4 separate regions of the Homo sapiens genome follow, and all the other regions are linked to region 1. Evidence: chromatin contacts called from ENCODE Hi-C or POLR2A ChIA-PET data. All regions are on one chromosome and are shown on one strand. The core of a region is the stretch at or near the end of the contact, and the rest is flanking DNA. Distances in the headings are between cores, read along the strand shown.

The links. A loop is a pair of places that touch in the nucleus more often than their neighbours do. ChIA-PET counts read pairs that join two places held with the same protein, here RNA polymerase II (POLR2A). Pooled maps may share reads with other maps.
Region 2: a loop to region 1 is called in a map of CD8-positive, alpha-beta T cell, with 14 times the contacts of the local background. The contact joins two enhancer-like sites. A Hi-C loop is called at or near these places in 2 of 168 maps with a recorded cell type or tissue (CD4-positive, alpha-beta memory T cell and CD8-positive, alpha-beta T cell) and 9 of 50 pooled maps. POLR2A ChIA-PET finds 5 or more read pairs at or near these places in 10 of 52 experiments (A549, B cell, CD4-positive, alpha-beta T cell and 7 more).
Region 3: a loop to region 1 is called in a pooled map, with 4 times the contacts of the local background. The contact joins the promoter of FOXRED2 here to the enhancer-like site in region 1. A Hi-C loop is called at or near these places in 4 of 50 pooled maps. POLR2A ChIA-PET finds 5 or more read pairs at or near these places in 3 of 52 experiments (AG04450, CD4-positive, alpha-beta memory T cell and activated T-cell).
Region 4: a pooled map shows a loop between it and region 1 (2.9-fold over the local background). The contact joins the promoter of TXN2 here to the enhancer-like site in region 1. A Hi-C loop is called at or near these places in 9 of 168 maps with a recorded cell type or tissue (B cell, CD4-positive, alpha-beta T cell, CD4-positive, alpha-beta memory T cell and 4 more), 1 of 37 single-sample maps with no recorded cell type and 11 of 50 pooled maps. POLR2A ChIA-PET finds 5 or more read pairs at or near these places in 24 of 52 experiments (A549, AG04450, CD4-positive, alpha-beta T cell and 19 more).

The regions. Positions count from the first base shown.
Region 1 is chr22:36,404,014-36,406,788 of GRCh38, reverse strand. The region is part of intron 2 of MYH9-DT (MYH9 divergent transcript); the gene reads right to left. Among named protein-coding and RNA genes, the nearest start is that of MYH9-DT, 17 kb to the right of the region's middle. Within about 2 kb of position 1,353, at least 14 of the 41 ENCODE cell types and tissues checked have a DNase peak (open chromatin) inside an H3K27ac peak, as active enhancers do; they include B cell, CD4-positive, alpha-beta T cell, CD8-positive, alpha-beta T cell and 3 more, where a contact is called at or near this core.
Region 2 is chr22:36,300,049-36,302,823 of GRCh38, reverse strand. It overlaps MYH9 (myosin heavy chain 9), which reads left to right. Exons shown (of 41, transcript NM_002473.6): 20 at 148-256; 21 at 1,159-1,290; 22 at 1,767-1,973; 23 at 2,560-2,697. Among named protein-coding and RNA genes, the nearest start is that of MIR6819, 15 kb to the right of the region's middle. RefSeq lists an enhancer at 1,669-2,775. Within about 2 kb of position 1,328, at least 13 of the 41 ENCODE cell types and tissues checked have a DNase peak (open chromatin) inside an H3K27ac peak, as active enhancers do.
Region 3 is chr22:36,505,627-36,508,401 of GRCh38, reverse strand. FOXRED2 (FAD dependent oxidoreductase domain containing 2) reads left to right here and starts at 1,362. Exons shown (of 9, transcript NM_001102371.2): 1 at 1,362-1,393; 2 at 1,979-2,506. The coding sequence starts at 1,980. RefSeq lists a silencer at 1,116-1,615.
Region 4 is chr22:36,480,294-36,483,068 of GRCh38, reverse strand. TXN2 (thioredoxin 2) reads left to right here and starts at 1,429. Exons shown (of 4, transcript NM_012473.4): 1 at 1,429-1,505; 2 at 2,232-2,494. The coding sequence starts at 2,232. RefSeq lists an enhancer at 53-999.

The DNA.
Region 1 (2,775 bases), core at 104-2,603:
TATTATTAAGATTCTAAAAACCACACCTATCCCTAATCCCTTTGCTACTTGGCTCTCAGGCCAGGCTCTGACCAGTCATCCCCATCTCAAGGCTAAAAAGCAGAGGAGTTGCCAAGAAAGTGGGTCCTGGGGGCTGGGTGCGGTGGCTCAGGCCTGTAATCCCTGCACTTAGGGAGGCCAAGGTGGGTGGATTACCTGTGGTCAGGAGTTCGGGACCAGCCTGGCCAACATAGTGAAACCTCATCTCTACTAAAAATACAAAAATTAGCCAGGTGTGGCGGTGGGCACTTGTACTCTCAGCTACTTGGGAGGCTGAGGTGGGAGAATCATTTGAGCGCAGGAGATGGAGGTTGCAGTGAGCGGAGATCGTGCACTTTAGCCTGGGCAACAGAGTGAGATTCCATCTCAAAGAAAAAAAAAAAAAAGTGGGTCCTAGAGGCAGATGGCCTTGGCTTGAAGCCTAGCTCTGCCACTTACAAGCTCTGTGATCTTGTGCAAGTCACTCAGCCTCTCTGTGTGTCAGTGACCTCATTTGTAACATAGAGAATCTAAGTCCTACCTCATAGGGTTGTTGCAAGGATTACAGGAGTGAATAGATGGAAGTGTTTTCAGAAAGTGCCTGGGACATCCTGTGTGCTATATAAATGTTAGCTGCTATTGTCCTTCTTGAAGACCATGGGAAGCCACTGAAGGGGGAAGGGACTGTAAGCACAGGAGGAACCCCTAGCCCCCTGGGAGCCACCTTAAACCTGGGCATCAGCAATGACAGTAGGGCTACCTCCCCTGCATTTTGCCTCCAGCAGCATGACCCCTTTGCAGCCTGTTTACCAGGAGGCACTCAGCTGTGAGCCTCTTGCCCCACTTGCTGGCACCTCCCTGTCTTGCCCAACGGTGCTTTGTGGTTTTGTCTCCATTTCCTTTGGTTGAATGACTTCGAGGTGGAGGGGTTTCTCTTGGGCAAGAGCAGTGCTTCCTCAATCACTCTGACTGCTGGGGTCTTTGCCCCTCTGTCGGGAGCCTCAGCATTGCTCAGAGCCTTCTCTCATCTCCAGAATCTTGCAAGTCACTCTCTTTCCACGTTGCCCAACATAACCCTGTAAGCCCCTCGAGTTTCTCTAGTGTTTTCCCCACACATTTTGCCAGATAAGCCTCATCAAACCAACCTTGTTAGTTAGATGGGGCCTATCACATTATTGTCTTTTGACAGATGAGGAAACAGGCCCAGAGTTGAGAAATGACTAGTTTAAGATCACACAGCAAGGAAACAGCAAAGCTGACACCCCAGTCCAGCCCTCTTTTCTACCCAACAATAAAACACCATCTAGCCTGAGCAACACAGGGAGACCCTGTCACTACAACGATAAAGTAAGCTGGGCGTGGTGACATGCACCTGTAGTCCCAGCTACTCAGGAAGCTGAGGTGGGAAGATTGCTTGAGCCCAGGAGGTTGAGGCTGCAATAAGCTGTGATCACACCACTGCACTCCAGCCTGGGCGACAGAGTGAGACCCCATTGCAAAACCAAAACACCAACCGAACAACCGCCCCCCCACCGCCCCAATAATATCTGTATGTATGGCACTGATTTTGTGCTAGGGTTTTTGTTTTGTTTTGTTTTGTTTTTTTTGAGGTGGAGTTTTGCCTTTGTTGCCCAGGGTAGAGTGCAGTGGCGCAATCTTGGCTCACTGCAACCTCCACCTCCCAGGTTCAACCAATTCTCCTGCCTCAGCCTCCTGAGTAGCTGAGACTACAGGTGCACGCCACCACACCCGGCTAATTTTTGTATTTTTAGTAGAGACGGGGTTTCATCATGTTGGCCAAGATGTTCTCCATCTCCTGACCTTATGATCCGCCCACCTCGGCCTCCCAAAGTGCTAGTATTACAGGCGTGAGCCACTGTGCCTGGCCACTGTGCTAGGTTTTAAAAGACATAACCTTATTTAATTTTCACTCAGCTAGTAAGTAGTGGAACTGAGATTCAAACCCAGGTGTTTGGGTACCAGACCCAGGATGCATACCCTTCTATCCCAACTGCTTTGCACTGGGGGGTCAAATTGCATTTGCTCTAAATTGCTGAAATCCTGTGATGTCACCCTGATTCCATTAGCACCCAGCTGGGCTGCGCTGCTGAAACAGCTTTGGATGTTGGCTTCCCTATCTTGGAATGAATTTAACACCCCATGGCCTGACCGCCCAGCAAGGCGTATATTATGACCGTAAAGTCGTTTGCCACACAGAAGTAATATACGGCCAAATGTTAAAATGCAACCTTGAAGAGAAGAGTCTGAGAGACACTCTCACACCAAGTCAAACATGCCAAGCTTGGCTGCCGGTGCCGTGCTGGGCTACACTGAGATGAGGCTGTGCTCAGGCCGGGCATGGTGGCTCACGCCTGTAATCCCAGTACTTTGGGATGCTGAGGCGGGTGGATCACCTGAAGTCAGGAGTTTGAGACTAGCCTGGCCAACATGGTGAAACCCTGTCTCTACTAAAATTACAAAAATTAGCTGGACATGGTGGTGAGTGCCTGTAATCCCAGCTACTCATAAGGCTGAAGCAGGAGAATCCCTTGGACCCGGGAAGTGGAGGTTGCAGTGAGCTGAGATTGCACCACTGCACTCCAGCCTGGGCGACAGAGGGAGATTCCATCTCAAAAAATGATAATAATAATTAATTAATTAATTAATTAATTGAATTATACAACACGTGGCCTTTTGTGGCTGACTTCTTCCACTTTTTTTTTTTTTTTTTTGAGACAGTGTCCTACTCTGTTGCCT
Region 2 (2,775 bases), core at 79-2,578, 100 kb after region 1:
CCCAAGGCCAGACCCCTTCCCTGAATTTCTTTCTTGAGGTGCCCCAGGCAAGGGTAGACCCCCAGAAAAGCTTGAGGACAAGACCAGGACTGTTAGGTCGGGTCTGCTGTCCACTGCTCCGCGCTGACCATGTTCCTCACCACACAGAGCATTTGCCAAGCGGCAGCAGCAGCTTACCGCCATGAAGGTCCTCCAGCGGAACTGCGCTGCCTACCTGAAGCTGCGGAACTGGCAGTGGTGGCGGCTCTTCACCAAGGTGCGTGCTAGAAGGGCCTCCTGAGTAGCTGGGACTACGGGTGCACACCACCATACATACCTGGCTAATTGTTTGTATTTTTTGTAGAGGTGTGGTCTCACCATGTCGCCCAGGTTGGTCACAAACTCTTGGGCTCCAGCAATCCTCCTACCTCAGCCTCCCAAAGTGCTGGAATTACAGGCATGAGCCACTGTGCCCGGCCCTTTTTGATTTTTAGTAGAGACAAGGTCTCACTATCTTGCCCAGGCTGACCTTCCTGGCCTTTAAAAAAAAAATCTCTTTATTTTTAAACTTGTCCGGGCTGCTTTTGTGTATAATACATAATTTATGGTAATGGCGAAAAACCAACTCACAAAAAGCCTAAAGAATTAAATAAAAATTCACACATAAACCCTTAGCCTAAACCAACAGCAGCAGCTATTTTAGTGTTTAATTTCTCGCTCTTTTTCTCACTGCCTATAAAACCTCAGCTATGTAAACAGTATACATTCTTCCATAGCTGAGTTTGACTCATATAAACAGTTGTAGTTCGTACGTTCCATTTATGATTCCTTCATAAGCATCGTTTTTTTAGAGGTAGTGTGCTGTTCCCTAGGGAACACATCATTATCTGGGTACTTTTTCAGAGATGGGTCCTTCCTCATTTTCTTGCTGTGATAAACAATGCCGAGGTGAACATCTTCACGCACACGCAGGGATAGTTTCCCTGGAATGTAGTTAGCGGGTCAGAAGCCCGTGGTACAGAGCGCCAGGAAGGATGTGCCTGCTTGCAGCCCCCACCACAGCGTGTCTTCTTGCCCCTCACTTTCATGTTTCCAGAGGTGAGGGAGAGGCCTCACACCTGTTGGCAGAGGCGGGCATCTTCCAGCCGAGCATGTCTCTACCTCTATCTCCTCTCCCAGGTCAAGCCGCTGCTGCAGGTGAGCCGGCAGGAGGAGGAGATGATGGCCAAGGAGGAGGAGCTGGTGAAGGTCAGAGAGAAGCAGCTGGCTGCGGAGAACAGGCTCACGGAGATGGAGACGCTGCAGTCTCAGGTGGGTGTCAGTGCAGGCTCAGTCCAGGTCGCACGACCTGCCTGGTGCTGCCACCTGCTGGCCATCGGTAGGCACGGCATGCTGGAAGTTTCTATTACTATAGGAGTTTTCTACAACTGAGTTTCCTATTACTGTAAACAGTGACCAGTCTCTCTGCAGACCCCATTGGGTGTTAAGTGATGTAGGGAGGCCACTTAATAGAGTGGAACGTTCACAAGTGTTGGGTTCAAACCTCAGCTCTACCACATGACTTGAGCCCATTTCCTGGGACCTTGCTCTGGAGCTCATGGGGTAGTGAAAAATCAAGGACACGATGTCTGGAAGGTACCTGGAAGCTTCAGAGCTCTCCAGATGAAAGCTACTTTTGTCTGCATGTTCCTTTCCCTCTGGGATCCCGAGCCATGGCGTCCGTCCTTGAGGATGGAGTGGCTTGAGGGTGTTGCGAGGAGCTTGTGTTTTCCACTTGTTGTTTGCAGCTCATGGCAGAGAAATTGCAGCTGCAGGAGCAGCTCCAGGCAGAAACCGAGCTGTGTGCCGAGGCTGAGGAGCTCCGGGCCCGCCTGACCGCCAAGAAGCAGGAATTAGAAGAGATCTGCCATGACCTAGAGGCCAGGGTGGAGGAGGAGGAGGAGCGCTGCCAGCACCTGCAGGCGGAGAAGAAGAAGATGCAGCAGAACATCCAGGTTCCTGCCCGCTGCACCCGGGGAGGGGTGGCGCCGGAGGGGCAGGGCGGGGCGGAGGAGCAGGAACCAGGAGCTGGGAGAACATGGAATTAGGGTCCAAGGAGGCTGCTCCTCACGCAATCTGCTTGGGGCTCTCAGTGAGAGGTGTTCCCTTTGGGCTGGTAGTTTGTGACATGTGCATCTGAGATCTCCATGAGCACTGCCTGGGCCAGCATCAAGGCCAATTTGATTTCCCTGCCATTAGCCCTGGCCCTGGCTAGCCGAAGGGGCACAGGGCCAGCACCTCTGCGTCCTGCCTGTTTCATGGGTGGGAGCTTGCTGCAGGAAACCCTTCAGAACATTGCACCGATGTTCTGGCCCTGTGTCCCAGTTTGAAATCTGGAATCCTACAAATGGGGCTTGGGCCCTGCCTCGGCTGTGGCCCTGGGCTGGCGGACCTTGCCGTCCCCACCTCAGCCATGGCCCTGGGCTCACAGACCTTGCTATTTTCTCCTTGGCGTTTGGATCTGGCCTTCGGACCTTGCTGCCTTCACCTTGGCCATGCCTCTGGGCCTGCTGTCCTTACCGTGTCTCTGGCCCCCGGCAGGAGCTTGAGGAGCAGCTGGAGGAGGAGGAGAGCGCCCGGCAGAAGCTGCAGCTGGAGAAGGTGACCACCGAGGCGAAGCTGAAAAAGCTGGAGGAGGAGCAGATCATCCTGGAGGACCAGAACTGCAAGCTGGCCAAGGTGAGGCCCGTGGCTGTCGCCTGCCGCTGCTCCAGGGGCGCCGTGGATGGGAGAGTGTGGTCACCCTTGCAGGGCCTG
Region 3 (2,775 bases), core at 113-2,612, 100 kb before region 1:
ATTCTGCCTGACCTCTCTGGTTGCAATGCTTATTCAACAAATGCTTAAACTTCCGTATGTCAGATACTGGACAATTTCTGCTCTGAGGGAGCTTTTCTCTGATGTTGACACAGACTGAAGAAAGTAAATGACATTCGGCCAGGCGCGGTGGCTCACGCCTGTAATCCCAGCACTTTGGGAGGCCGAGGCGGGCGGATCACGAGGTCAGGAGATCGAGACCATCCTGGCTAACACAGTGAAACCCTGTCTCTACTAAAAATACAAAAAATTAGCCGGGTGTGGTGGCGGGCACCTGTAGTCCCAGCTACTAGGGAGGCTGGGGCAGAAAAATGGCGTGAACCTGGGAGGTGGAGCTTGCAGTGAGCCGAGATCACGCCACTGCACTCCAGCCTGGGCGACAGAGTGAGACTCCATCTCAAAAAAAAAAAAAAAAGAAAAAGTAAATGACATTCTTTGGTAGGTACTTGTAGGCCTGAGAGGTCAGGAAAATTTTTCTAAGGAGTCCCCAGCTACGATTTTTAATTCAAAGAATCTCCAGCCATGCAAATCTGCAGGCTCGCAGTTCTTTCCACCTGCCCTTCCCCCAAGAACACTCAGCCCCATTTCACTGGACTTTGAAGGTTCCTACACTGACTTCGTATTTCTCCCCATGTAAATCTCATGCAGGGGCCACTTGCCACCCCTGGGAAGCCAACCTTCATCATCCAGTTCACGTTATCTTCCTCCTGCCATTTATCTTGCCTCCACTGAGTTTTAATTCCAGGCTCCACTTCCTGTGATTGTAAACATATCCCTTCATCCCTATGTCTCCATTTGACCAGTCAGCTACCAAATGTCGGAAACAATGCCTTGCCCACCTCTCCTATTTGGTGGAAGATTAGGACAGTCGTGTATGTTACTTGGTAAGCAGTACACTGAGTCACTGTAGCAAACGCTTGTTAATTGGCTTATCGGTCCTGGCTCCACCACGCTGGTTTCCAGTCCCACAAAACTGGGTAGGCCAACTAGTTTTAGCGTTTGGCTACATTCATGGAATATGAGAGCTAGGATTAGCTCCAAAAATCACGTGCTCCCCTCCCTCCGTGTAGAGAGGCACCTTTTAAAACGAAGGACCCAGTTCCCCATCCCGGATCTCCAGACCTTCCACCCTCGCGGGTGCGCGCTAGCCCCAGGCCCCTCTACCAGCCCCCGGAGCAGCGAACGCAGCACGCGCGCGCCTCTCCCGCGCTGGGCCGGAGCAGGCAGCCTGCCAGCTGGTCCCGGCGTGCCGCGCGCCGCGCACGTGACCCCGCCCCCTGCCATTGGTCCGGGCGCGAGGGGCGGAGCCGCCGCGGAGCAAGCGAGCCAAGCGCGGCCTCATTAGACCACGGGTTGCAGCCGGAGCGGCTGGGAGGTTCGCGCGTTTCTCAGGGTTCGGTCGGAGGCGGGGAGGCCGGAGCTGCGGGCGTAGGGACCTGGCGGCTCCTGAAGCGCACGCGGGCGGGCGGCAGGTGTGCGCGGCATCCCTGTCACGTGGCCGAAGAGCCTGGGGCGCGCGGACCCTGGCAGGGGGCGGGGCGCACGCAGGCCACACCCACTTCAGGCTCCCACCCGGTCGCTGGAGAGGGGCCAAGGCCTCTGGAAGGTCCAACCTGGAGGGTGGTTCAAAGGGGTGTTGGGCACCCTCAAATTAGGGGAAAATTGGGGAGTACGCTCTCCTTCCCCAGGGTGGAGGTTACTACAATCATAAGCGGGGAGCCGGTGCCCCTGAGGAAGGAGACCCTGAGGGAGATAAGATGGAGGGGCTCGGGATTCCGGGGAGCCCCAAGTCCCAGCTTGAAACGGTGGAGTCCGGGCAAATGAGCTCTGAGGACGGCTTCTGGGCCTGGCCGTGACCCAGATTGCAGTGAGAGTTCCCGCAGGCCCCGCCTCTTTCTGGGCCTCGTGTCTCCCAGCCGCCGGGCCGGGTGCGAGGCCTTACCCCTCTGATCTGCTGCAGGATGGGCCTCTCCGCTGCGGCCCCGTTGTGGGGTCCCCCGGGGCTGCTCCTGGCCATCGCCCTGCACCCAGCGCTGTCGGTGCCCCCGCGCCGGGACTACTGCGTGCTGGGCGCTGGGCCCGCGGGCCTGCAGATGGCCTACTTCCTGCAGCGCGCTGGACGCGACTACGCAGTGTTCGAGCGGGCCCCGCGGCCCGGCAGCTTCTTCACACGCTACCCGCGGCACCGCAAGCTCATCAGCATCAACAAGCGGTACACGGGCAAGGCTAACGCCGAGTTCAACCTCCGCCACGACTGGAACTCTCTGCTCAGCCACGACCCCCGGCTGCTCTTCAGACACTACTCGCGTGCCTACTTCCCCGACGCCCGCGACATGGTGCGCTACCTGGGTGACTTCGCGGACACGCTGGGGCTCCGTGTCCAGTACAACACCACCATCGCCCACGTCACTCTGGACAAGGACCGACAGGCCTGGAATGGCCACTACTTCATCCTAACTGACCAGAAGGGCCAGGTGCATCAGTGCAGGTAAGGCCGGTGCCAGAGCTCACCTGCGGAAGCTGGGACCTTCCCCACACGAACCACACACCTTGATTGGCCAGTAGGTATGGGAGGAATGGACGAAAAAGGGTATTTCGCTTTTTTTTTTTTTTAAGACGGAGTCTCACTCTGTCGCCCAGGCTGGAGTGCAATGGCACGAGGTCAGCTCACTGCAACCTCCGCCTCTCTAGTTCAAGCGATTCTCCTGCCTCAGCCTCCCCAGTAGCTGGGATTACAGGCAAGCACCACCACACCCG
Region 4 (2,775 bases), core at 180-2,679, 76 kb before region 1:
GAGGTTGCAGTGAGCCGAGATCGCGCCACTGCACTCCAGCCTGGGCAACAAGAGCGAGACTCTGTCTCAAAAAAAAAAAAAAAAAAAAAAAAAACTTTGATCAACAATTTGGAAACTGCCTGTTCTTTTAAAAACGCTCTTTCAGCTGCTGCTAATCCGAGTGTATATTCAGGACAACTTGAATCTCTGCTCCGAGTTGCAGTCTTCGAACTTGACCCAAAAAAACTCCCTGCTTAAATTAGGCTCGCCTCAGTTTTCATTTGTTTTCCTTTAGGCGGACACAGACGAGGGCCACTTAAAGGATGGCCCCTAAACTCCCGGTTGAGTTCTTTTACATATAAAGGGCATCATGCCTTTGAGGAGCTTAGCTTTACATATTAAATGGAGAAACAGAACCTGTCAACATCTGTAGGAAGTGGACAGCGCCAGTTATAAACAGGAGGCCAGGCAAGGTGGCTCACGCCTGTAATCCCAGCACTTTGGGAGGCTGAAGCGGGCGGATCACTTGAGCTCAGGAGTTCCAGACCAGCCTGGCCAACATGGCGAAACTCCGTCTCTACTAAAAATACAAAAATCAGCCCGGCGTGGTGGCGCGCGCCTGTAATCCCAGCTACCTGGGAGGCTGAGGCAGGAAAATCACTTGAACCCGGGATTTGGATGTTGCAGTGAGCGGAGATCACGCCACTGCACTGTAGCCTGGGAGACAGAGCGAGACTCTGTCATTAATAAATAAATATATGTAAATAAAATAAAGCAACAAGAGTTTGCAAAATCCAAAACCACGGGGACTTCTCAACTGCCTTTTCTCCCTTAAGTACCCTCCATTGCTACCCCTGCTCCATCACCTCCTCTTCCGGTCCCTCCTCTAGGGCCCGCCCACCCCTTCCGTTTCCGCCCCGCCCCGCCCCCGCCTTCGCCCAGACCAGGGCCCGCCCGCCTCTTCCAATCCGTTCCCCGACGGCCTGCCCATTGCTTCCGGTCCGTAGCTGAGGCCCCGCCCCTTCAACTGTGCCTCAGCCCGCCATTCCCATTGGCGGAAAATCCCAGACGCCCCTCAAATTGGAGAGGGACAGATGGGCGCTGTGGCTCACGCCCGTAATCACAACCCTCTGAGAAGCCGAGGCGGGCGGATCACGAGGTCAAAAGATCGAGACCGTCCTGGCCAACGTGGTGAAACCCCGTCTCTACTAAAAATAAAAAAATTAGCTGGGCGTGGTGGCGCGCGCCTCTAGTCGGGAGGCTGAGGCAGGAGAATCGCTTGAACCCGGAAGGCGGAGGTTGCAGTGAGCCGAGATCGCGCCACTGCACCCCAGCCTGGCAACAGAGCGAGACTCTGGCTCAAAAAAAAAAAAAAAAAAAAAAAAAATTGGAGAGGGACGCTCTTCCGCCTGCCTGTACCCGGAAGTGACGTTATGTACGTCCCCCCCCGAGGAAGTGACGACAGGCGTGCCCTTGACAGGCAGGGAGGGCTAGGCTGTGCATCCCTCCGCTCGCATTGCAGGGAGGTAGGAGCCCTGTGGGGGTGGCTCGAGGTGGTGTCGCGGCTGAGGCATGCCGCGAGCGCGTTCCTGCGCAGGCTGGCGGCCGGGCGGGCGGGGGGATCTAGCTCGCCGGAGAGCCAGGGTCCCTGGTGATGTCCGATTTTTCCCAGTTCCCTCCACACATGTCCCTTCTTTATTGGTTCCCTCCAGTACATGTCTCTTCGTTTTTGGTTCCTCTCACACTCTTAGTTCCTCCTTGAATTGTTGCGTTTCATCTTTTCAGACGACCCTGGGTTCCAGTGTTGGCTGTCATTTAATAGCGGGGTTACTTTGGGCATGTCACTTAACTTACTTGAGCCTCGTATTCCTTCCCTTACTCGCAGTGTGGGCAGTACAATAGCAACTTCCTGGAAGTTGCTGTAGGAAGACCAATAATGTGTGTAAGGTACTTGGTCCTTACATACATTATTAAATCTGTTGGTTTCTTCCTCCCATTCTTCCGTTATAATCTAAATCCCGATTTCTTTTTGGTTGTGAAGCCAGTTTTCCTGTCCTTCTGGTTTGCCTAGCTGTTCCTTCCCTTTGATTCTCATTGCTTCCTCACTTCCACGCTACAAATCTTACATATGATTTCCTTGCATTTTGCTTCCAACTCTGCCTCTTCCTGAGCCCTGAGTACTCCCCAAATCTTTTTCTAGTGTGTCGACTTCCTTTTGTGTGCCCCAGTTCTTCTGCCTCTTTCCCTCACAGATGGCTCAGCGACTTCTTCTGAGGAGGTTCCTGGCCTCTGTCATCTCCAGGAAGCCCTCTCAGGGTCAGTGGCCACCCCTCACTTCCAGAGCCCTGCAGACCCCACAATGCAGTCCTGGTGGCCTGACTGTAACACCCAACCCAGCCCGGACAATATACACCACGAGGATCTCCTTGACAACCTTTAATATCCAGGATGGACCTGACTTTCAAGACCGAGTGGTCAACAGTGAGACACCAGTGGTTGTGGATTTCCACGCACAGTGAGTATTGGGGGTCCACAGAAGACTAGGGTCCTACTTGTTCAAGTATTTATTGAATGCCTGCTGTGTCCCACGGCCATGTTCTATGCTGCTCATATGTAGACTCAATATACAGACTGGTCAGGCCCAGTCCCTGCCCTCAAGGGGAATGCAGTCTGGTGGAAGACAGACAAGTGAACAGTCTGCAAAGCTGACTGTTAGTGCTGGGAAACACATGTTCTGTTTCTCAATCCCCAGAAAGCTCAGCGTCATCTTTAGCATGGACCAGAGTTGGAAAAATA